Linked DNA regions of Homo sapiens: regions 2 and 3 are each linked to region 1. A link is an interaction called in ENCODE POLR2A ChIA-PET data of the cell type or tissue named here. Cell type or tissue: HepG2. All regions are shown on one strand. Links, peaks and the distances in the headings refer to the core of each region. The heading gives the core; the rest is flanking DNA.

Evidence for each region. Peaks named below come from ENCODE experiments on the same cell type or tissue, not always from the same donor. Only the 100,000 strongest peaks of a DNase experiment are listed, where the experiment ranks them.
Region 2: POLR2A ChIA-PET joins it to region 1 with 8 read pairs; 2 of 35 experiments call an interaction of 5 or more read pairs at or near these places.
Region 3: POLR2A ChIA-PET joins it to region 1 with 7 read pairs; 8 of 35 experiments call an interaction of 5 or more read pairs at or near these places.

What each region holds. Positions count from the first base shown.
Region 1 is chr17:37,498,891-37,506,651 of GRCh38, reverse strand. All of the region lies in intron 1 of DUSP14 (dual specificity phosphatase 14), which reads right to left. Among named protein-coding and RNA genes, the nearest start is that of DUSP14, 13 kb to the right of the region's middle. In HepG2, for the core only: no CTCF peak of the experiment used is centred there; a DNase peak (open chromatin) is centred at 4,401; H3K4me3 peaks cover 490 bases.
Region 2 is chr17:37,170,828-37,178,588 of GRCh38, reverse strand. The region is part of intron 41 of ACACA (acetyl-CoA carboxylase alpha); the gene reads left to right. Among named protein-coding and RNA genes, the nearest start is that of SNORA90, 70 kb to the left of the region's middle. In HepG2, for the core only: a CTCF peak has its summit at 4,156; a DNase peak (open chromatin) is centred at 4,178.
Region 3 is chr17:37,418,639-37,426,399 of GRCh38, reverse strand. TADA2A (transcriptional adaptor 2A) reads right to left here. Exons shown (of 16, transcript NM_001166105.3): 3 at 2,785-2,891. Among named protein-coding and RNA genes, the nearest start is that of TADA2A, 16 kb to the right of the region's middle. In HepG2, for the core only: no CTCF peak of the experiment used is centred there; no DNase peak of the experiment used is centred there.

The DNA.
Region 1 (7,761 bases), core at 1,468-6,467:
GTGCATGAAAATCTACTCAGTAAATGTGTCCTGGGAGACAGGGAAAGGAGATAGGGTAGCAGAGTTTGACCCGTATTTGAGGGATCACAAATTGCATGGTGCTCTCTGAGTGAACATGCCATCCCACTGCAGGACAATGGTCTCTGGGACGATGATGACCAGGAAGAATGCTTAAGAATGACCACATCACTGTCTATGGTGTTCAACTTGGCCTTCCCAAGATGCTCTGGCAATGGCACGTGCTTCTTGGAGGAAAAAATATTTTCCTGGCTTGGGGGATGGGGGTAGGGTAGAGTGAAAGACAGAAAGGAAGAGCTGTCCTAAACCAACCCCAGGGTTTTTTGGGTTTTTTTGTTTTCTTTTTTGCAGGGGGACGGGGGCGGGGGGGAGATGGAGTCTCTCTCTGTCACCCAGACTAGAGTGCAATGGCGCTATCTCGGCTCACTGCAACCTCCGCCTCCTGGGTTCAAATGACCCTCCTGCCTCAGCCTCCCGAGTAGCTGGGATTACAGGTGCATGCCACCATGCCCAGCTAATTTTTTGTATTTTTTAGTAGAAACAGAGTTTTGCCATGTTGCTCAGACTGGTCTTGAACTCCTGACCTCAGGTGATCCACCTGCCTTAGCCTCCCAAAGTGCTGGGATTACAGGCTTGAACCACTGAGCCCAGTCTGGTTTGTTCTTAACATCTTCTCAGAGACGATGCTGGTCTTTTTGGATAATAAGCATCGAACACTAAGTACTGAACAAAATACAAGATTAGTGTCTTCCCAGCGGGCCTCTAATCTCAGTAATGCATACACTAATATTAATAACACCTGATTGCTCCCTGCTCCACAGAGCTCCTGGGATGCGGGCATCAGCCTTGTAGCCTTGTGGTCAGCACTGGCATCCATACCTGGAGCAGTGGTACCTGACACTCAGAATTGCTACATGGGGTCATGGCCTAATCAGAGACAGCATCCATCCTAATGCCACGGAGGTTACTTTTCTTTAAAAAAAAAAAAAAAAAAAAAAGATGACAACCACCAGAATCAGCAGTTAACTGAAATTCTATCTACGGCTTTTCTTTTCATGTTCAGTCAACAGCAGAAAATGGCCACAACAGTGCTTCAGATGACTGTGTAAAATGCTCTCACTAAAATACTTTCAGTTTTAGGAATTTCAGAGGGCCAGAGTATATACTGGAGAGGCCTACACTGTTACCTTTTTATATTCAAAAAGCTTTTGTAATCACATTTTCTCCTTCTAATAAAGTAAATGTCTGTCTAGTTCTTTTTGTTTTGAGACCGAGTCTCACTCTGTTGCCCAGGCTAGAGTACAGTGGCACAATCTTAGGTCACTATAGCCTTGATCTCCCAGGCTCAAGAGATCTTGGGATTACAGGGGTGAGCCACCAGGTCCGGCCCACATTTCTGATTTAGTAATGAAAATGATAATCCTAGCACTTTGGGAGGCCAAGGTGGTTGTATCACTTTAGCTCAGGAGTTGGTGACCAGCCTGGGCAACATGGTGAAACCCCATTTCTACCCCAAAACTCAAAAAACAGCTAAGCCAACATGGTGAAACCCTGTCTCTACTAAAAATACAAAAATCAGCCAGGCATAGTGGTGTGCACCTGGAATCCCAGCTACCTGGGAGGCTGAGGCACTAGAATCGCTTGAACCCGGGAGGCGGAGGCTGCAGTGAGCCAAGATCGTGCCATTGCACTCCAGCCTGGTTAACAGAGCAAGACTCTGTCGCAAAATATAAAAACAAAAAAGTAAAATTTCAGCCAGGCACAGTGGCTCACAACTGTAATCACAGCATTTTGGGAGGCTGCGGCAGGAGGACTCCTTAAACCCAAGAGTTTAAGACCAGCCGGGGCAACGTAATGAGACCCTGTCTCTGCAAAAAAAATTTTAAAAATTAGCCGGGCATGGTTTCATGCGCCTATAATCCCAGCTACTCAGGAGGCCGAGATGAGGAGGTCACTTGAGTCTGGGAAGTCGAGGCTGCAGTGAGCCATGATTGTAGCACTCCAGCCAGGGTGACCCTGTCTCATATATACATATTAAAGTAAAATGAAGTAAAAGATATTCACAAATTGTTCTGTCACCTGGAAAGCTTTAGCAATTGTGGTAAAACATCTCAACATCTTCTACTTACTTTGGAGGAGGGATCGTTTTTGCTTTTCTCACTGTATTAATTAACTGATATCATAGGATAATACATGAGGATATGTACACGATGAGGATATGATGAGGATAAATACACATAAGATACATAAAGCCAAAGACTGAGAGTCACACTCCGGTTCAGCCACAGATAGTCCCTCAGTGTGACATGCAGCCACAGAGCAGCTGCCTATGTAGGTGTGACCAGGCCAGCCATCTCGATGTCCGCAGATGGACCAGCGCCTGTTCACACTGCATTTGCTGAGGCTAAGAGAAGCCGATCATTGGTTTTTGTTTTTGTTTGAGATGGTGTCTTGCTCTGTCACTCAGGCTGGAGTGCAGTGATGAGATCTCGGCTCACCGCAACCTCCACCTCCCGGGTTCAAGTGATTCTCCTGCCTCAGCCTCCCGAGTAGCTGGGATTACAGGCATACACCACCACACCTGGCTAATTTTTGTATTTTTAGTAGAGACAGGGTTTCACCATGTTGGCCAGGCTGGTCTCAAACTCCTGACCTCAGGTGATCTGCCCACCTTGGCCTCTCAAAGTGCTGCTGGGATTACAGGCATGGGCCACCACGCCCAGCCCCATCACTGTAAGATACTAGCCAGCTGCTGGGATATGCCACAGCCCAAGAAGGAGAGGGGCAGTACACTAGATAAGCAGGAAAAACCATGCCAGCATCGTGACACAAATGCAAAGATTTGAAGAAGTTCAGTTCCACGTGATCAATTCACAGATTCTCCATGTTGGAAACAGAAAGAGTAGAGATAGCAAGAAGAGACTATCAATAACTATAAAAGGTGGAAGGTCTGCATTTATCTTGGTACCATGGGGTAATCTGTTCACATCTGGAATTGAATTCTTGTATTTGGTCCTCACCCACCTTGGTGCTTAAATTACCTACCACTCATTTACACAACAGTCTTTCACTGAGTTTATATAATGCGGTCAACACCCTGCTGAGTGTTGTTCCAACTGCTGCAGAATGTATTCACCAGAGATGGCCACAGCATCTCCCATCTCACATGACATTCTTACAATGTAACCTTGTTTTTTGTTTTGTTTTTGACACAGGGTCTCCCTCTGTAGCCCAGGCTGGAGTGCAGTGGTATGATTTTGGCTCACTGCCACTTCCGCCTCCCAGGTTCAAGTGATCCTCCCACCTCAGCCTCCTCACGTTGCTGGAACCACAGGTGTGCGCCACCATGGCTAGCTAATGTTTGTATTTTTTATAGAGACAGGGTTTCCCCATGTTGCCCACGCTGGTCTCAAACTCCTGGGCTCAAGCAATCTACCTACCTCGGCCTCCCAAAGTGCTGGGATTACAGGCATAAGCCACTGTGGCCAGACCCTACAGTGTAATCTTGACACTCCTCCCATCCAACAGTGGGGCTGATGTCCCCTCATTTGAACCCTGAGAAACCTTTGTGATGGCTTCAACCAAAAGAATACACTAAAGGCTGGGCGTGGAGCTCATGCTTGTAATCCCAGCACTTTGGGAGGCTGAGGCAGGACGACCGCTTCAGCTCAGGAGTTCAAGGTTGTAGGGGGCTACGATGGCGCCACTGCACTCCAACCTAGGCGACAGAACGACGCTGTCTTTAAAGCAACAAACAAACAAAAAAATACAGTAGAAATGATGCTTCCGAGGCCAGAGCACAAACATGTCGCACACTGCTACCTTGTTCTCTTAGGACTTGCCCTTGGAACCCAGCTGCCATGCTGTGAGGAAGCCCAAACTAGCTCAACAGAGCTACCACACGGAGAGGCCATGGGTGTTTAGCTAACATCCCAACTGAGTCCCAGCTGATACCCAAGCTCAACCACTAGATATGTAAGTAGAGATACTTTATTATGATTATAGCTCCCAGCCATCAAGTCACCCCCAGGCTTTGAATCTCCTACCTAAGGCCTCGGACATTGTGAAGCAAAAGCAAGTTGCCCCTACTAGTGAGGTCCAAATTCCTGACCTACAGGAATCTGTGAGTACAATACAAATAGTCATTTTAGGCCAGGGGCAGTGGCTCAGGCCTGTAATTCCAGCACTTTAGGAGGCCGAAGTGGAAGGACTGCTTGAGCCCAGGAGTTCAAGACCAACTGAAGCAATGTGAGAAGACTCTCTCTCTACAAAAAAAAAAAAAAAAATTGCTGGGCATGGTGATGTGCACCTGTGGTCCCAGCTACATGGCAGGCAGAGGCAGAAGGATTGCTTGAGTCCAGAAGGTCAAAGGGGCAGGGAGCTGTGATTGCACCACTGCACTCCAGCCTGGGGAACAGAGCAAGTCTCTGTCTTAAAAAAAAAACAGGGACTTGTAAACAAGTTTTGTTTGATAAGCAAACAAAACAAATAGTTATTTTACAACGAGTTTTAGAGCTGTGTTATGCAGCAGTAGTAACTAGAGCAGGGATATACAGGTAACATAAGGCATAACCCTGTGCTAGGATTTTATCATCTAACAGAAATGACACAAGATACACATATAAAAACAACTGAATAACAGTAAGAGATGGACTACCATTGAGTGAACGAAACAACTGGTACAAAAAAACTGGTGATCAAAGCAAAGTAAAAACAGCCCATAGTACTGAAAACCTGAGTTGTTTCTTGGGGAGTTGTTTTATAGATTGTATACCATGCTTTTTCTCCTCCCATTCTTGCCTTTCAAGAGCCCCCTTGGCCAGGCACGGTGGCTCATGCCTATAATCCCAGCACTTTGGAAGGCCGAGGCAGGCAGATTGCCTGAGGTCAGGAGTTCATGACCAGCCTGGCCAACATGGTAAAACCCTGTCTCTACTAAAAAATACGAAAATTAGCCAGGCGTGGTGGTGGGCGCCTGTAATCCCAGCTACTTGGGAGGCTGAGGCAGGAGAATCACTTGAACCCAGGAGGTGGAGGTTGCAGTGAGCCGAGATTGCTCCATTGCACTCCAGCCTGGGTGATGAGAAACTCCATCTAAAAAAAAAAGAGCCTCCTGTTTTAGACTTGGAATGGGGGCTATTCTCCATTGGAATGGAGAATACAGCCCTTTTCTACAGCCCTCACCATTTAGCAAGTGTGATCCAAGCCCCAGCAGCATCAATACCACCTGGAGGCTTGAAAGAAATGCAGAACGCAGGCTCTATTCCAAGACCTACCGAATCGGCTCCAGCAGGTTAACAAGATCCCAGGTGATCTGTATACACAGTTTTTGAAAAGTGCAAACTGAAGATTAAACTCATTAAAAACTAACTTAATACAATGTGAAAATCTGCCTCATTCTGCCCCATCTGACCTGTGGCAGCACGTTCGGGCATCTGTCCCACATAAGCCACGTAAGCACTGCTCAGCCTCTCCCGGATCAGTATCATTCTGCTGTTGCAGTTCCCAGAGAATCAGAGGTAAATGGAGGTTAAGAAGCTTTCCCAGACTCTACATTGAAAATTAGTAGCCCCACTGGGACCAGAACCGTCCTTCCATGAGTTGTCTATTTGTGGCTCAGTCATACAATTGGACCACAATGGATCCATCCATTCAAAGTCTACCAAAATGTACATTTCACTGGCTGGGGCGGGGAGGGGGCGGGAAACTGCAGCAAGAAAGGAGTTAAGGAACATAAGGTCAGGTCGATGTGATTGTGCTTTACGTCTACAGTCTAGGGAGTAATCTCTAAGAATCCTAAACTGTTGGTGGTACAAGATGGTCTTCGGGTGTGAAATATCCAATAAAAAGCTCGCAAAAGTCCACAGCTGTATTTAAACTTGTTTAATGATAACTGGAAACCAATTTGAGCAATGGCTTATATAAATAACATTTTAAAGTCTTCCAGGACTAAGTGGTAAAAATTAAATGTGAATCATATGTGCTTGGTTAAATGATAAACTGTTATTTATGTAACTCAGAACATCTAGAGGCAAAGTGCTTAAAAAAATCACTAATCAGCAATAAAACCCAGGTAGGTGTGAGTTTGCCTCAAAACTGTCAAAGTTACTACTGCCCTCTGAGAAGCAAGACCATGACATCTCAGAAAATGCAGGTCTTTTCATAAATAAGATTTCAGTCCTTACAAGCTCATTACTACTTTAAGGGAAGATAAAGAACAGAATTTATAAATTAGAATAAAGTTCACAGGACTAACAGCTCAGTAGTTAATAATCACCCTTTGATCATCTTTGATGTCTCATCAGACATATCAAAATCCTTAAAGCTCCAGCGGAGAGTTTCAACCTTCACCCTATGAGGACTTCCTTACCATATACCTGGCCCAATTCCACATCTTTTAGTGATTTTATACCAAATTAACTTCACTTATAATGTACTAATAAATTAATTTCCCATTTTTCTTTACAAATCAAAGGCACCTATAATTACCACGCTAGAGTTTCCGAGCAGGGTGAGGTAAACAGCTGAGTCTTCTGCTTCAGCGGGATGGAGGCAACTGGCGAAGGCCATGCCCGCTCCCATGCTGAGAGCAGTCCGACTGCACTGTGAGGGCAACTGGGTGTCTGTGCCATCCTACAGCAAAGGGAGGGATGAAGTTTTCAGCTGAACGAGAGGGGTCCCAAGGCAGAGGATCCTGAAGTTATTCCCTTGGCTTTAACTGAAAAAATACTGTCTGGAAACACAATATGACAATGTAATAGTTCCCTTTAGAAGACTACATTACTAATTAGTAAAACATTTCTAGGCTGGGCATGGTGGCTCACGCCTGTAATCCTAGCACTTTGGGAGGCCGAGGTGAGTGGATCACCTGAGGTCAGGAGTTTGAGACCAGCCCGGCCAACATGGTGAAACCCCGTCTCTACTAAAAATATAAAAATTAGCCAGGTGTGGTGGTGGGCACCTATAATCCCAGCTACTCGGGAGGCTGAGGCAGGAGAATCGCTTGAACCCGGGGGGATGGAGGTTGCAGTGAGCCGAGATCGCGCCAGTTCACTCCAGCCTGCGTGAAAGAGCGAAACTCTGTCTCAAAAAACAAAAAACAAACAAACAAACAAAAACACTTCTAGAGGGTCGGGTGTGGTGGCTCACACCTGTAATCCCAGTACTTTGGGAGGCCAAGGCAGGAGGATTGCTTGAGCCCAGGAGTTCGAGGCTGCAGTGAGCCAGGATCATGCCACTGTACTCCAGACTGAGCCAAACAGTGAGACCCCATCTCTTAAAATAAAAAAATTTAAAAAATAAAAAAAAGAAAGTTTGCCAACTGATATGGTTAGGCTCTGTGTCCCCACTCAAATCTCACCTTGAATTGTAATTCCCATAATCCCCACGTGTCAAGGGCAGGACCAGGTGGGGGCGGTTTCCCCCATGCTGTTCTGGTGATTTTGAGTGAGTTGCATGAGACCTGATGGTTTTATAAGCGTCTGGCATTTCCCCTGCCTGCACTGACTGTAAGTTTCCTGAGGCCTCCCCAGCAATGTGGAACAGCGAGTCAATTAAACCTCTTTCCTTTATAAATTACCCAGTCTCAGGCAGTTCTTCATAGCAGCGTGAGAATGGGCTACTACACCAATCCTTGGTTGAAATTAGTAAGTTATAAAACCATCACAGCATAGTAGACGCATTCTTCAAAGTGTGCTCCCAAGGAGTCCTACACGAGAATCACCTGGGCTGCCTGTTAGAATG
Region 2 (7,761 bases), core at 1,462-6,461, 330 kb after region 1:
AATCTGCCTGCCTCAGCCCCGAAAAGTGCTGGGATTTTAGGTGTGCACCATTGTGCCCAGCCAGGATTTTCTATAATGAAAACATTTAAAGTATTGTTTTGCTTAATGTTTTTTCTTATTTGGATTCATATTAATAAATGCATTTTTCAGTGTCTTCTCCATGCTCAATTCATTTGATCTGGTGCTGTTGTGAGCATGATAAATGTGTTCTTGAAGGGGCTCAATCAGAATTAGGGGTTCAAACATAAAAAATGTAGCAAAGAACCCATTTTTTGATAATTATCCCAAGAATGCATTTTCTAGCCTTGGCATCCTTTCTCTCAGAGTAACCTATGAATAGTGATATAAAGTCCTATTTTGCCCTATACTCTTATACTCTTGTCCATGCATTATGATTCTTTCTGATTTTAACTGTGCTCCTAATGTACAGTTATAACAATGATAATACCAGTAACAAACCTAAAAAGAGAGATATTTTTATTTCAACCTTAAATATAATCCCTAGAAAGATTTCATTCCATTGAAGGAGTAATCTTTACCTGTGTTTTCACCACAAATAGGCTGGGTAGACCTTTGGAAATAATAAGCAGTTTGTTTCTATTTTGCTCAATCTTTTTCAAAAAATTTCACTATATATACAAGGTGTGTGGCTATTTCAGTAATATGCCAGTGGATGCCAACAGTAGATGATTTGGTATCAAGATGGATGCAAGCATTGGACCAGATGGAGAGTATCAGACTTGTAGGAGTCTCAACAAATAGCAAAGTCAAGAGGACTGGGGTGGAAGGATGCAAAACATTTTGACAAGCATAGATATATACTCATCAGCACACGAAGTTGAAACAGAGGTTTCTGCCACTGTATGTAGCATCTGCCTAGTGAGCCCCTCAGCAGCAAAGAAAAGCTTCATTGTGCTAGACTTAAATTCTGATTCATTGAACAGTGTAGTCTTCAGGAATGGAAGGCACCCTTGTGAACATGGGGCTGAGAGCAAAATGGTTTTAACTAATGTAATTAAAACACAAAATGAGATTTTTGGCCACGTGAAAGCTAGCTGCAGTGCTGTGTGAAACCCCTTGCCATGATCTTTCTTTCCTGCTTTCTTTCTGCCCTCATTCTGTGTTTGAGCGAATGGAGACTCAGGGAATAGTGAAGTCCCAGAGGGACAGAGCTCTGTTCTTGCTGAAATTACAAGCACAGAGCTGCCTGGGCATGAACATGTAGTGTTTACTCTGCCAGTATGAATACAAATAGTCTTATTATACGGGCCTCTGTACCCAAAGACCACACACACACACACACACACACACACACACACGAATTTTTTAAAAATTAAAGGTTTTTTTTAACCCCTTTAAGACCTAACAAACCTTAGTGGAAAAGATATGTCTTAAACAGTTGCATAGGACTATAGCTATGACTAGTAGTAGATCTAGTATAGGAGCCACATGTTTTCCTTTGTCCAGTGCTTTAATAGTTTTGAAACCAGAAAGTGAATAGTATTTCTTCAAAAGATTTTGAGTTTTTGTCAGTTCTCACTTTCTTCTTGTTCTACAGTTTTCCCTCCTTAGTTGCCTATTTTCTTTGTTCTGTTTTTCTTTTCAAATGATTGACTAGGATTGAGGCTGAGTGTTAGCTTGCTGTTTCTGAGCCTTTGAGCTTGGGAGGAGTTAGACTGATGTTCTTTTGTGAGCAGTTAGTGACTAATGCCCAGGATGGCTGGTGAAGTCAGTCATTGGCCTTAGCTAGATTATAGGGCACTGCACAACAGGAATGAGGTTGGGGTGTTAGTATCAAACTCTGCTACCAATAGCTTGAACATACAATGGAGCATGTCCACTGAGAGACTGACCAATCTAAGGATGGAGTTTCAGCAGTCAGAACTCTGAGGGACAGCTGTGCCTAAGAGATGACAAAGTGTCAGTAGGATGTATTTCCTCGTGCTGAGCCCAGTTTTATCAGGGCAAGTTGACTTTCAGCTATTGCGGTTTAATTTTCTTTGGCCAAAGAGCAAGTTTGTCATGAGCCTGGCACTCTACATATTACCCCAAGAATGATGTGAAGGGAATGAACAGAGCTCATGCTGATGAGATTTGGAGTAAATCTGTCCTGTCCCAAAGAGAATGGGCATCTGGACAGAGCCTTGAGAAATAGTTTTATTACAAAAGAATAAAAAATTGACCTGTTAATGTTCTGAAAGCCAAGGCTCAATGTAAATGCATTGGTGCTATGTAGACATTAAATCATCATAATGTGGTGTTCTCCAAAAGTGACGGCTCTACCAGGTCATCATTGTGGGTGGTATTGCATTACCTTCAAGGATTGGAGTTTCTGAGTTTGAAAACTAGCACATGGATGTAAGGAGTAAGGGTAAAATGAGAGATTCCTTCAGAGTTTTCCCATGAATTGAGGTGCTTTTCTCCATGATCGAAGGCAGAAAACCTGCACTTATCAGACCATTGGCTGTATGGGTGGCCAGTCTTTCTAATTTTTTTTTCCAGGACAGTAAATAGGTAAAAAGGTGATGGGACCAGGACTTGGACCAATTCAGTTCCATTTAGTTTTAGGTAACTTCTTTGCCATTTGAGGAGGAATATTGGCTGTTTCAGTAGAGATGTGACCTGCATTTTGAACATTTATGCCTGTGTTTAGAGCAGGAGACAGAGCTTTTCTGATGCTGTATTAGCTACTGTCTCCTTTCTATTTTCCTAGTTGTCCCTTCCCCATAAAGAAAGATGTAACTAAAGGAGTACCACCTAATGCATGATGAAAGGTATAGGAGAACACATTTTTCTCATTGTCATATTTGAATGGCATTACATTTAGTATGACTTTAGAGTAGGAATAAAAAAGATGTAGACTAAATCTGTGAACTACGTTACTTGCAGATAGCTCCAAAGATGAGTTGTCCAAGATTTTTCTTAATAGTTTCAAGTAAAGATGAAAATTGAGGAAAATGTGATTGCAGCATAGACTAAACGGATCTCATTTCTAGCTGCTGTGTTGGTACAGTGATGGGCACTGTATGTAAATACACAGCTAGATGAATGTGTGCTGTTGAGCCTGGATACAGAAGAAATGCAGCTATCCAACAGTTCTGCTTTACCACTTCTCAATTTTGGAGGAATTGTTTTCATTTTCCTGCCAGTTTACTAACCTGTTTTGATCTTTTGGTGGAAGCTATAATTGCAGGTGGGGACATTTTGAGTAACAGTTCGCAATCCAGTACAGCTGCTTTTCGCACTAAATCCTGTTATTAAAAAGCTCAGGCTAAGATCAAGCCAAGGGCTGTAACGGACTTGACAGAGAACAACTTAACTTTGCCTGGTAGGACAAAGAAAATCCTAGCCTTCTTGAGACTATGCTCTTGTTTATTCTGAAATAAGTTACTAGCATTCTTTTATTTTATTTCTTTTTATCAGCTCTGCGAACTAGACCAGTAATCTCTAAAGTGGGCAATGCTGAAAGATATGTTAGAGAGTCAACTACCATAGTAACTTTAGTGCTAGTAGAAATTAGGACCCTGTTTTTCTTACCATATCAGAACATGGGCAGCTTTTTAACATTCTGTCTCATCATGCCTGTCATAATGAGAAACTGAGATGAGAAGACGATGTTGCGATGTTGTATTTGGAAGCAGTTATAATAATTAGGTACAAGATGTATATCCAAAAAAGGGGTTGGTATTCAGAGACTGGAATTCTTGGTATAAAAGTTTTTCTGGGAGGAAAGTATATTGAAAATTGAATGCAACTGGGGCCAGGCGTGGTGGCTTATACCTGTAATCCCAGCACTTTGGGAGGCTGAGGCGGGCAGATCATGAGGTCAAGAGATCGAGACCATCCTGGCCCACATGGTGAAACCCTGTCTCTACTAAAAATACAAAAATTAGCCAGGCGTGGTGGCGGGTGCCTGTAGTCCCAGCTACTTGGCAGGCTGAGGCAGGAGAATCGCTTGAACCCGGGAGGCAGAGGTTGCAGTGAGCCGAGATCGCGCCACTGCACTCAAGCCTGGTTACAGAGTGAGACTCCGTCTCAAAAAAAAAGAAAAAGAAAAAGAAAAAAAAATTGAATGCAATTTGATGGTCACCTCTACACACACTACCACTCTTAAGAATTGTGGTAGCTCTGAGCCTTCATTTTTTCAGATGGGCGCTAGGTGTCAGGGTTTTTCCTTCTCAGCAGCTTAGCATTCACATGAGCCTTGTGAGTGGCCTTGTTTGTTGAGGCAGATTCACTGGTGTCCTTCTTTTTTCAGTTGGTATAGTAGCCTTTACCTAGTGTTCCTGCAATAAGCAATTGCAATTTTAACTCTTTGGTTGAAGATCCTTTGAACCTTGCATTAGGGATCTATTTTTTTTTTTTAAAGAAGAGGATGATTGAAGAGGAAATAAAGTAGTGTAAATTAAAGTTTAAAGACTAGCTGACAGCCAGGCGCGGTGGCGCATGCCTGTAATCCCAACACTTTGGGAGACCAAGGTCGGCGGATCACTTGACGCCAGGAGTTTGAGACCAGCCTGGCCAACATGGCAAAACCCTATCGCTACAAAAAAAAAAAAAAAAAAAAATATATATATATATATATATATATATATATATATATATAAATTAGCCAGGCGTGTTGGCAGGCGCCTGTAATCCCAGCTACTCAGGAGACTGAGGCACAGGAATCTCTTGAGCCCAGGAGGTGGAGGATGCAGCGAGCCAAGATCGCACGACTGCACTCCAGCCTGGGCGACAGAGTGAGACTCTGGCTGAAAAAAAAAAAGACTAGCTGCCATCATGACTGGTATTTTGGTTTTAGTCCTGCTTTATGTTCTCAGGGGTGAAATGGTAGGGACAGTGGGGATTAGGGGTTCAGTTTTAGAACTGCTAGCCCAACTAATACCCATATTTAATTATTGTTTTAATTGTTGGCAATGTACTGATATCCTATGTCTCCCAAAGTATAGCATCTCATTAATTTTTTTATTTTAAACATATAAAAAAATACACAGTGATATGACAAATACCCCTGCATCTACTGACCAGCTTAAACAAATCTTACCATTTTGACTGGGCTCCTCACTTACATGTTACTATAATCCTTTGAATCTCTAATTTGAGTATCAAAAAAACAATTTAGGAGTTGGTAGGGAAAGGAAGTTGGTAAGCTTATATAAGCCTAAAAGATTAGAAGAAATTAATTAGTAGATCCATTTTGACAGTTCTTAGGCTGGACCTCTTAACCCAAAGGACCTCTTATTTTAGAAAAACCACCATAACCCTCTGTCTTAATTCACTTGGTTGACATTTTCCATACCCTCAAAGGAATTGCTTGGGTTATCCTGGACTCAGATTCTAGTGGAAAGCATTATGTTCTAAAACTCTGCCTGTAGAGAGTGTGTATATGCTTACGGGTTTTGGTGGTGAGAAAAGGGTAGGCCATTTCTCATGAACACAGGACCCAAATATTTAACATTAGATTTTTTAAATTGTTTTACTCAATTTAACCTCAAAATAGCTCCATGAATGTGATGCTAATTTGGATGTACTTTACCTTGCTTTTGTTTCATTCTTTTGAAATCAGTTTGCCTTTTCATGCTGTGTATAGAAATTGAGTCAGTGTCAGTCTTTTAGATATGTGTTAGAAAAGAGGCATATTTAAATTGTACTATGCTGAAGGTGAGTTCTGAAATAGACCTAAGCGAAGCGGGTCTGTAAAACAGGACCATGGTCTATGCATTGATTGTTCAACTTATAAAAAGGGTCTTTGCCATTAATCTGTCCCTAAAGATAGGAGAATGTTTATAAGTGCTTTGGGATCCTCAGCAGAAAAGGGTCAAATACATATGATTATGTATAATTATGATTATCCATAAATGATTATGATTATACATAAGTATTCATAATTTGTGCTTGCCTTATTTTTCATCAAGGCTTTGAAAAATCAATTTTGAATCCTTGAGATTAAGTATAGAGAAAGATATATTATGGCATATATGGTAAGATAATTTTATGTTAATTCTATGTTTTTGTTCTTTTATTCCCATTCTAAGTAAGTATATTTGGCTGCAAGTCTTTGTCTAAAATGATCTTCCAAACCAAACTTGGATCCCTCATTAGAAAAATATGGAGGCTAATTTTGAAAAATAAGTCTTCCTACCATGGAATTACTTCTAATGAATTTCTGACACTGTTCTTTTGGGATGTATATACTTTTCTCAGAATTCCTTCTGAATGACTATTATTGGTGTTGGAGATTTCTCATCAGGTTGAGTAGTTTTTACTCATTTTTTTGATAGCAAAATGAGGCTCAGTAACCTTGATTGACTTTGAAAATCCTAATGCATCCACTGGCTCACTAAAGTAGTACTTGTGGAGGGCTCCTCAGTTTCTTTCAAAAATAAGTCTAGAGATAGCCTTCAAACAAAAGAATGTACTTGCCAGCATATTTATACCTGTCTTAAGTTGTAAGATTTTACTGAAAAAGAATGTGACATAGTACCCTATGTCAAGAAACTTTACAGCTCCAACCAGAGGCAATAATGAACATCAGGACAGCAACAGATGACACCAGAGAATGAGGAGTAGCGGGGGGCACCAGAGTTCAGCACTCATTCGTATGATTAATGGACAAGGCTTCTGGGACTATAGTAGGCCAACTTGGTTAATTTCCATACCAACCAATTAATCCTGGGCCCCATTTCTCAAATACCGCTGGCTTCTATGTGCTCCACTGCATGTTTGTTAAAAAATAATTCCTATGCTTATTAAATTACTGTGTGTACATGTGTAAAATTACTGTGGTTTCATGTATATAAATGTTACAGGGAGAAATAATTTCCCTGTTCAAAATTGTTATTTCTAATCTTTGATAACATTTTCAAAGAATTACCTCTGGGATGAAAATTTTTTGCTCTAAGTTATATTTTTCTTACCCTTTTATCGCTGTTTAGAGAGGTTGAGGTGAGTTTGTTCAGCCATTTTTGAAGTAAGCCATAAGGCTTAAAATACAATATTTGACTTAATTTGTGCCATTTGGAAAAGCCATGCTGAAAAATATGTCAATGCCTTTCCATATTGTATTATTTGCCAGATATCAATGTTCTATTATTTAGTGTTCTGTGATCATGTGAAGGAGCTCAAAATAATTTTCTTAAGAGCTGAAAAACTCTTTTTTTCATGCTTGGATACAAGATACAAAAGGGGGAAAGAGGTAACATTTTGTTATATATCTGAGAAGGGACTCAAGTTCAGATTCCTGCTCTCTGGATCTTAGTTTTCTCATCTTTATGATGCAGATGATGCCCAAGTCTGGGTTAGCGCTAACATGCTTGGATTCTTTGTATTGCTGCTCAAGGGCCTTGCAGGGTAGTCATCTTCCTGGCATTAGCAGAATTAGAACAATAGGTTTTACAGACTCTTCCAAAAAAAACTCAAGATCATTTTAGCATGAATATAGCAAGGCTTTTAGCATGAATATAACGAATACAGCTTCAACATCTCAGCCACAGCCTAACCTGTATTTAAATCTGTATGGAAAGGTATTGTTAGAGCTCAAGTCAAAGTGTGGAGATGTAAGAAAGGCAGCTGTGGCAAAGATATTCTCTTTCTGCTTCCCACAGCATAGCTAGAGTTGATGGATATGTCTTTCACCCTTAAAAAACAAAATCCTGGCATGTTTTGCCCTTAGCTTTTCCTGCAAATTTCTTTGTTGAGCTTAATATTGTTGTTTTATTTTGTAGTAACAACAGCAGCTTTGGGAAGTGCCTGTGTGTG
Region 3 (7,761 bases), core at 977-5,976, 80 kb after region 1:
CCGAGCCCGGACAACAATTTTTTAAGGATTCATTTAATCTTGTCTGCAGCTGCAATAGAATGGTGGAATCATGATCACAGCTTTTCAGTGGCCCTCATGGAGAAAAAACAAGTCTGAAAAAAATACTTTTTTCTAAGACAACTCTTTGAGGAGAGCATATGCCCTGGAATCACAATCATATAGCCTAAATTTGAATCCTGGCTCTGAAACCGTATTTCAGCCATTCTAAGATAAATATTGTTTCATATTTTAAACTCTGGGCTGGGCATTGTGGCTTGTGCCCATAGACCTAGTTACTCAGGGCAGGCTGAGGGAGGAGGATCATTGAGCCCAGGAGGTCGAGGCTGCAGTGAGCTATGATTATACCACTGCACTCCAGGCTGAACAGCAGAGCAAGACCCCATCTCTAAAAAAAATTCTTTATTTTTTTTTAAAGAAAAATAAAAAGTCCCTGAAGTAGGCCTGGAGTAATCCTAGCATTCTGGGAGGCTGAGGTGATAGGATTGCTTGAGCTCAAGAGTTCCAGACCAGCCTGAGCAACAAGGCGAGACCCTTTCTCCACAGAAAAAAAAAAAAAAAAAAAATTAGCTGGACATGGTGGCACAAGCATGTAGTCCCAGATACTTGGGAAGCTGAGGTAGAAGGATCACTTAAGCCTGGAAGATAGAGGTGGCATTGAGCCATGATCATGCCACTGCACTCCAGCCTAGAGGACACAGTGAAACCCTGTCTCAAAAAAATAAAAAAACTCTCTGAAATCAAGATTCATCTTATAATCGAAAGTACATCACAACTTTCATCAGCCAGTTTTACATTTTAACATTTCTGAAATTGAGGTGCTTCTTATAATCAATGGTGTCTTAGATCTGATAAAATATGGTATTTGCTGTGTGACCCTGAACAAGTTACTTAACCTCTCTTAGCCTAAATTTCTTCATCTATAAAATGGGGATACTAATCATAGGTACTTCATAGGATTACAGTGATGATTTAAGGGTTAATTCATGTAAAGTACTCAAAGTGGTGCCTGGGACAGAGCAAGTACTTATAATTAGTATTATTATTACCATTATCACCCACAAAAATTGTTTCTTCCCTTGTCATCTGTACAGAGATCAGTCTTCAACAAGACAATAAACAGTGTCATCAAAAGGAATAATCTTCCAGTTATGTTTCCTGTAATTTCAATACTTTAAATTAACTTAAAAAAACAGTGTTATGGCCGGGCGTGGTAGCTCACGCCTGTAATCCCAGCACTTTGGGGGCTGAGGCAGGAGGATCACTTGAGGTCAGGAGTTTGAGACCAGCATGGCCAACATGAGAAAACCCCATCTCTACCAAAAATATAAAAAATTAGCTGGGAATGGTGGCATGCACCTGTAACCACAGCTACTCGGGAGGTTGAAGCAGGAGAATCCCTTGAAGCAGGAGAATCCCTTGAACCCGAGAGGCACAGCTTGCAGTGAACCGAGATCACGCCACTGCACTCCAGCCTGGGTGATAGAGCAAGACTCTGTCGTGGAAAAGAAAAAAAAGAAAAAATAGCTGGGCACGGTGGCTCACGCCCTGTAATCCCAGCACTTTGGGAGACCGAGGCAGGCAGATCACCTGAGGTCTGGAGTTCAAGACCAGCCTGACCAACGTGGAGAAACCCTGTCTATACTAAAAATACAAAATTAGCCGGGTGTGGTGGCGCATGCCTGTAATCCCAGCTACTCAGGAGGCTGAGGCAGGAGAATCGCTTGAACCCGGGAGGCAGAGGTTGCGGTGAGCCAAGATCACACCATTGCACTCCAGCCTGGAAAACAATAGCGAAACTCCCGTCTCAACAAAACAACAACAACAAAAAAAACAGTGTTAACTATTAGGGTTTTGTTTGTTTTTTGATACAGAGTCTTGCTCTGTCGCCCAGGCTGGAGTGCAATCTGCGAGGCAAGAGAATCACTTGAACCCGGGAGGCAGAGGTTGCAGGGAGCCAAGATTGTGCCACTACACTCCAGCCTGGTGACACAGCGAGACTTCGTCTCAAAAAAAAAAAAAAGATTCTCCTGCCTCAGCCTCCCAAGTAGCTGGGATTACAGGCACCCGCCATCATGCCCAGCTAATTTTTTTTTATTTTTGTGGAGATGGGATTTCACCATGTTGAACCATGTTGACCGGGCTGGTCTTGAACTCTTGACCTCAGGGGATCCACCTGCCTCAGCCTCCAAAAGTGCTAGGACTACAGGCATGAGCCACTGTGCCCGGCCAAGTATTAGGTTTAAACACAGATGTGGACTAATCAACAGTCTGTCTCATCTAACTGCTCTGTTTCTCAACTTTTCACTGGTAAAACGTATAATGAAAAATTGGGGCCGGGTGCGGTGGCTCACGCCTGTAATCCCAGAACTTTGGGAGGCTGAGGCAGATGGATCATGAGGTTAGGAATTCAAAACCACCCTGACCAACATGGTGAAACCCCGTCTCTACTAAAAATACAAAAATCAGCTGGGCATAATGGTGTGTGCCTGTAATCTCAGCTACTCAGGAGGCTGAGGCAGGAGAATCGCTTGAACCTAAGAGGTGGAGATTGCAGTTAGCAGAGATGACACCACTGTACTCCAGCCTGGGCGACTGAGTGAGACTCCATCTCAAAAAAAAAAAAAAAGAAAGAAAAAGAAAAATTGGAAGGAATAGATTTAATAAGACATAGATCTCCTTAGCAGTTGACAGTAATCTCCGAAATATTACATCATAAAAAATAGCATAAAACTAGGCTAGGAGAAGCCAGCATTAGTGAGTTACCTGCAAGCAGAGGAAAAAAGGAGGTGGCCCACATTCAGCACACTTGATATAAGGCTCCATGAGGTAGGAGGAGCAGCCTCGGCAAGGTGGCTTATCAGAGGGATCATCTAGAACAAACAGAAAACAAATGCACATTTCAGACCACCTTACGGTTATCTTAAGTGCAAAAAGGTGAAAATCCCCAAATGACCACACAAGTAGTGAGCTAAGCTGAAAAGTTCATGGAGACAAGATGAGCTCATTACAAATAAAAAAAAGCAAAAATTATGATCCTTTTAACTTCAGGGCAGCATTGTTCCCTTTCACACAGCATTTACGTAGATATGAACCCTGCAGAGAAATTTACAAGCATATGTTTGTTTGTTGATTTATTTATATATTTTTAGAGACAGGGTCTTGCTCTGCCACCCAGGCTGGAGTGCAGTGGCTTGACAATAGCTCACTGTAACCTGAAACTCCTGGGCTTAAGCAATCCTCCTGCCTCAGCCTCCCAAGTAGTTAGGACTACAGGCACATGCCACCACACCTGGTTAATTTTTTGTAGAGACGATGTCTCACCATGTTGCCCAGGCTGGTCTTGAACTTTTAGGTTCAAAGAATGTTCCTGCCTTGGCCTCTCAAAGCTCTGGAATTACAGGTATGAGCTACCATGCCCAGTCACAAACACATTTTTAACTGGAAGTTTCATAATATCCCAAACTTATTTTTCCAGGAGCATAAAATGGACACATACCTGCACATACAATATAAAGAAAATCTGACAAAATGTTAACAATTGCTGAATCTAGGTAGCAAGCATATAAATAATCACTGTAGGCCGGCCACATTAGCTTACCCTGTAATTCCAGCACTTTGGGAGGCCAAGGTGGGTGCATTACCTGAGGCCAGAAGTTTGAGACCAGCCTTGCCAACCTGGCGAAACCCTGTCTCTACTAAAAATACAAACAGCCAGGGATGGGGGCGCAGCCTATAATCCCAGCTACTTGGGAAGTTGAGGCACAGAATCACTTGAACCCGGAAGGCAAAGGTTGCCGTGAGCCAAGATTGTGCCACTGCACTCCAGCCTGGGCGACAGAGCTAGACCCTGCCTCAAATAATAATAATAATAATAATAATAATAATAATAATAATAATCAGCTGGGCATGGTGGCTCACGCCTGTAATCCCAGCACTTTGGGAGGCTGAGGCAGGCAGATTGCCTGCTCTTAGGAGTTTGAGACCAGCCTGGGCAACACAGTGAAACCCTGTCTCTACTAAAACTACAAAAAAATTGGCTGGGCACGGTGGCTCATGCCTGTAATCCCAGCACTTTGGGGGGCCGAGGCGGGTGGATCATGAGGTGAGGAGTTCAAGACCAGCCTGGCCAAGATGGTGAAACCCCATCTCTACTAAAAACACAAAAATTAGCCAGGTGTGGTGGTGCACACCTGTAATCCCAGCTACTCAGGAGGCTGAGGCAGAGGAATCACTTGAACCCAGAAGGCACAGGTTGCAGTGAGCCGAGATCGCGCCGCTGCACTCCAGCCTGGGCGACAGAGTCTTACTCTGTCTCAAAAAAAAAACAAAAAAATTAGCCAAGCATGGCGGTATGCATCTGTAGTCCCAGCTACACAGGAGGCTGAGGCAGAAGAACTGCTTGAACCCGGGAGGCGGAGGTTGCAGTGATCCGAGATCACGCCACTGCACTCCAGTCTGGGCAACAGAGAGAGACTCCGTCTCCAAAAAAAAATAAAAAAATAAAAAAACACATCATCATCATTGTACTGTTCTTTTGACTTTTCTATAAAAAGTTGGGGCAAATAAGAGAAAACTCCTTTTTTTTTTGAGATAGGGTCTCACTCTGTCACCTAGGCTGAAGTGTGGTTGCACGATCATGCCTCAATGCAGCCTCAACCTCCCAGGCTCAAATGAGCCTCCCACCTCAGCCTCCTAACTAGCAGGGACTACAGGCACAAGCCACCACACCCGGGTACTTTTTTAAAATTTATTTTCTGTAGAGACAAGAGTTTCACTATGTTGCCTAGGCTGGTCTTGAATTCCTGGGCTCAAACGGTTCCAGGAATTTGAGCTGCCTCAGCTTCCTAAAGTGTTGGGATTACAGGTATGAGCCATCACACTCAGCTAGCCTCTAAATACATGTCTCTTCTAAATACATATTTTGGAATATACTATTTTATATTTGAGTTCGGATTTTTCTTTTTTTTCTTGAGACAGGGTCTTCTTGAGACAGAGTCTTCTTGAGACAGGGTCTTAGACTGTTGCCCAGGCTGGAGTGCAGTGGTGAGATCATGGCTCACTGTGGCTTCAATCTCCCCAGGCTCAGGTGTTCCTCCCACCTCAGCCTCCCAAGAGGAGGGACAGACTTGCACCACTGCGCCTGGCTAAATTTTTACTTTTTGTAGAGACAGGGTCTCACTGTGTTGCCCACACTGGTCTTAAGAAGTCCTCCTGCCTCAGCTTCCCAAAGTGGTGGAATTATAGGCATGAGCCACCACACCTGGCTCTGAGTGGGAATTGAAACCCAGGAAGCTTCCTCCCTTTCTCCCATGGTAAGTACATAACACAGCAGATCTTCTACTCCAATGACAGTGGTATGTCTCCAAACTATGAAGACAAGGAGTACAATCCAAACTCTCAAAACTCATAAAAATGCAGATATATGTGTCCCTGGTTGCCCCAAATTCGGCCTCTGGAGTCACGGCAACCTAGCAAAATTGTTCTCTATGATCAATCACAAGAATCTAAGAGAAGAAAAGCTTTGAAGGTAGATGAAGGAATTTAATTTGTTCAGCCTGGAACAGGATTTCTCACATTCTGTAACAGTATTTGCCTCCCTAAAGTCCAAGAAATGTTCTTCAAGGTACCTTTCCCTCTTCCAAGTGAAGATCACTGTTCTCTTTATTTGTTTTTAAGAAGATAGAGAGAGTAGGCACGGTGGCTCAAACCTATAATCCCAGCACTTTGGGAGGCTGAGGCGGGTTGATCACTTGAGCTCAGGAGTTCAAGACTAACCTGACCAGCATGGCGAAACCCCATCTCCACTAAAAATACAAAAATTAGCCAGGTGTGGTGGTGGGCACCTGTAATCTCAGCTACTCAGGAGGCTGAGGCAGGAGAATTGTTTGAACCCGGGAGGCAGAGGTTGCAGTAAGCTGAGATCGTGCCATTGCACTCCAGCCTGGGTGACAAGAGCGAAACTCCATCTCAAAAAAAAAAAAAAAGACACAGAAGAAAATGATGAAAGAAAAAAATGTACTCCTGGCAGTAGCTTCAAATTCAATATATGAAACTGCGCAGCTACTCCATTTCCCCCATTTTAAATTTTAATGCAGAAGAACAAATCTTGCTATGTTGCTCAGGCTGGTCTCAAACTTCCAGCCTCAAGTGATCCTTCTGCCCCAGCCTCCCAAAGTACTGTGATTACAGGAGTGAGCCACTGCGCTGAGCCAAAAATTATTGTATATTAAGTGACAGGTGCCAACTTCTACCAAGTTACCCTCTTCCTCACTTCCTGTTAGATATAAGCTTGCTTCTCTCTTTCCTCCAACTATCCTATTTTTAAAAAAGGCATCAGCCACTGAGCAAAGTAGTTTTTTTTTTTGAGACGGAGTCTTGCTCTGTCGCCCAGGCTGAAGTGCAGTGGCGCGATCTCAGCTCACTGCAAGCTCCACCTCCTGGATTCAGGCGATTCTTCTCCCTCAGCCTCCCGAGTAGCTGGGACTACAAGTGCACACCACCACGACTGGCTAATTTTTTATATTTTTAGTAGAGACAGGGTTTCACCATATTGGCCAGGCTGGTCTCGAACTCCTGAAAAGTGGTCTTTTTTTTTTTTTTGAGACAGTGTCTCACTCTGGTTACCCAGGCTGCAGTGCAATGGCTTGATCTCAGCTCACTGAAACCTCTGCCTCCCACGTTCAAGCAATTCTCATGCCTCAGCCTCCCAAGTAGCTGGGATTACATGTATGTGCACTACACCCAGCTAAATTTTGTACTTTTAGTAGAGGGGGGGTTTTCCCATGTTGCCCAGGCTGGTCTTGAACTCCTGGATTCAAGCAATCTACCTGGCGTAGCCTCCCAAAGTGCTAGGATTGCAGGCCCAAAGTGATTTTTTAAATCCTTATGTCAAGAAGCAATTACTGCACGGGCCACGGTGGCTCATGCACGTAATTCCAGCACTCTGGGAGACCAAGGTGGGTGGATCACTTGAGCTCAGGAGTTCGAGACCAGCCTGGGGAACATGGTGAAACCATGTCTCTACAAAAAAAAACCCCACAAAATTAGGCAGGTGCAGTGGTGCATGCTTGGTGGTCCCAGCTATACGGAGGCCTGAAGTAGGAGGATCACTTGAGCTGAGATCGAGTCTGCAGTAAGCCTTGAGCATGCCACTGCACTCCAGCCTGGGTAAGAAAGCAAGACCCTCTCTCAAAAAGAAAAAAAAAAGCAATTACTTTGTAAAAGTAAGTTCTTAACATTCCAGACTAAAATAAAACTGTAAAGTATGTCATCCACAATTAGCATTTTGAAAAATATTTTTCCAACCTTTCTTCTATATAATATAGTACATATATTCAACAAAAGTAGAGGCTGGGCTCTGTGGGTCATGCCTGTAACCCCAGCACTTTGGGAGGAAAAGGCAGGATGATCGCTTCAGCTTAGGAAGTCAAGACCACCCTGGGCAATACTGCAAGACCCTGCTTCTACCAAAAATAATAAAAAGAAAAAATAGCCAGGCACGGTGGCTCATACCTGTAATCCCAGCACTTTGGGAGGCTGAGCCGGGTGGCTCACTAGAGGTTAGGGGTTTAAGACCAGACTGGCCAACATGGTGAAACCCCACCTCTACTAAAAATAAAAAATTAGCTGGATGTGGTGGTGGGCGCCTAATCCCAGCTACTCAGGAGGCTGAGGCAGGAGAATCACTTGAACGCAGGAGGGGGAGGTTGCAGTGAGCCGAGATCACGCCACTGCACTCCA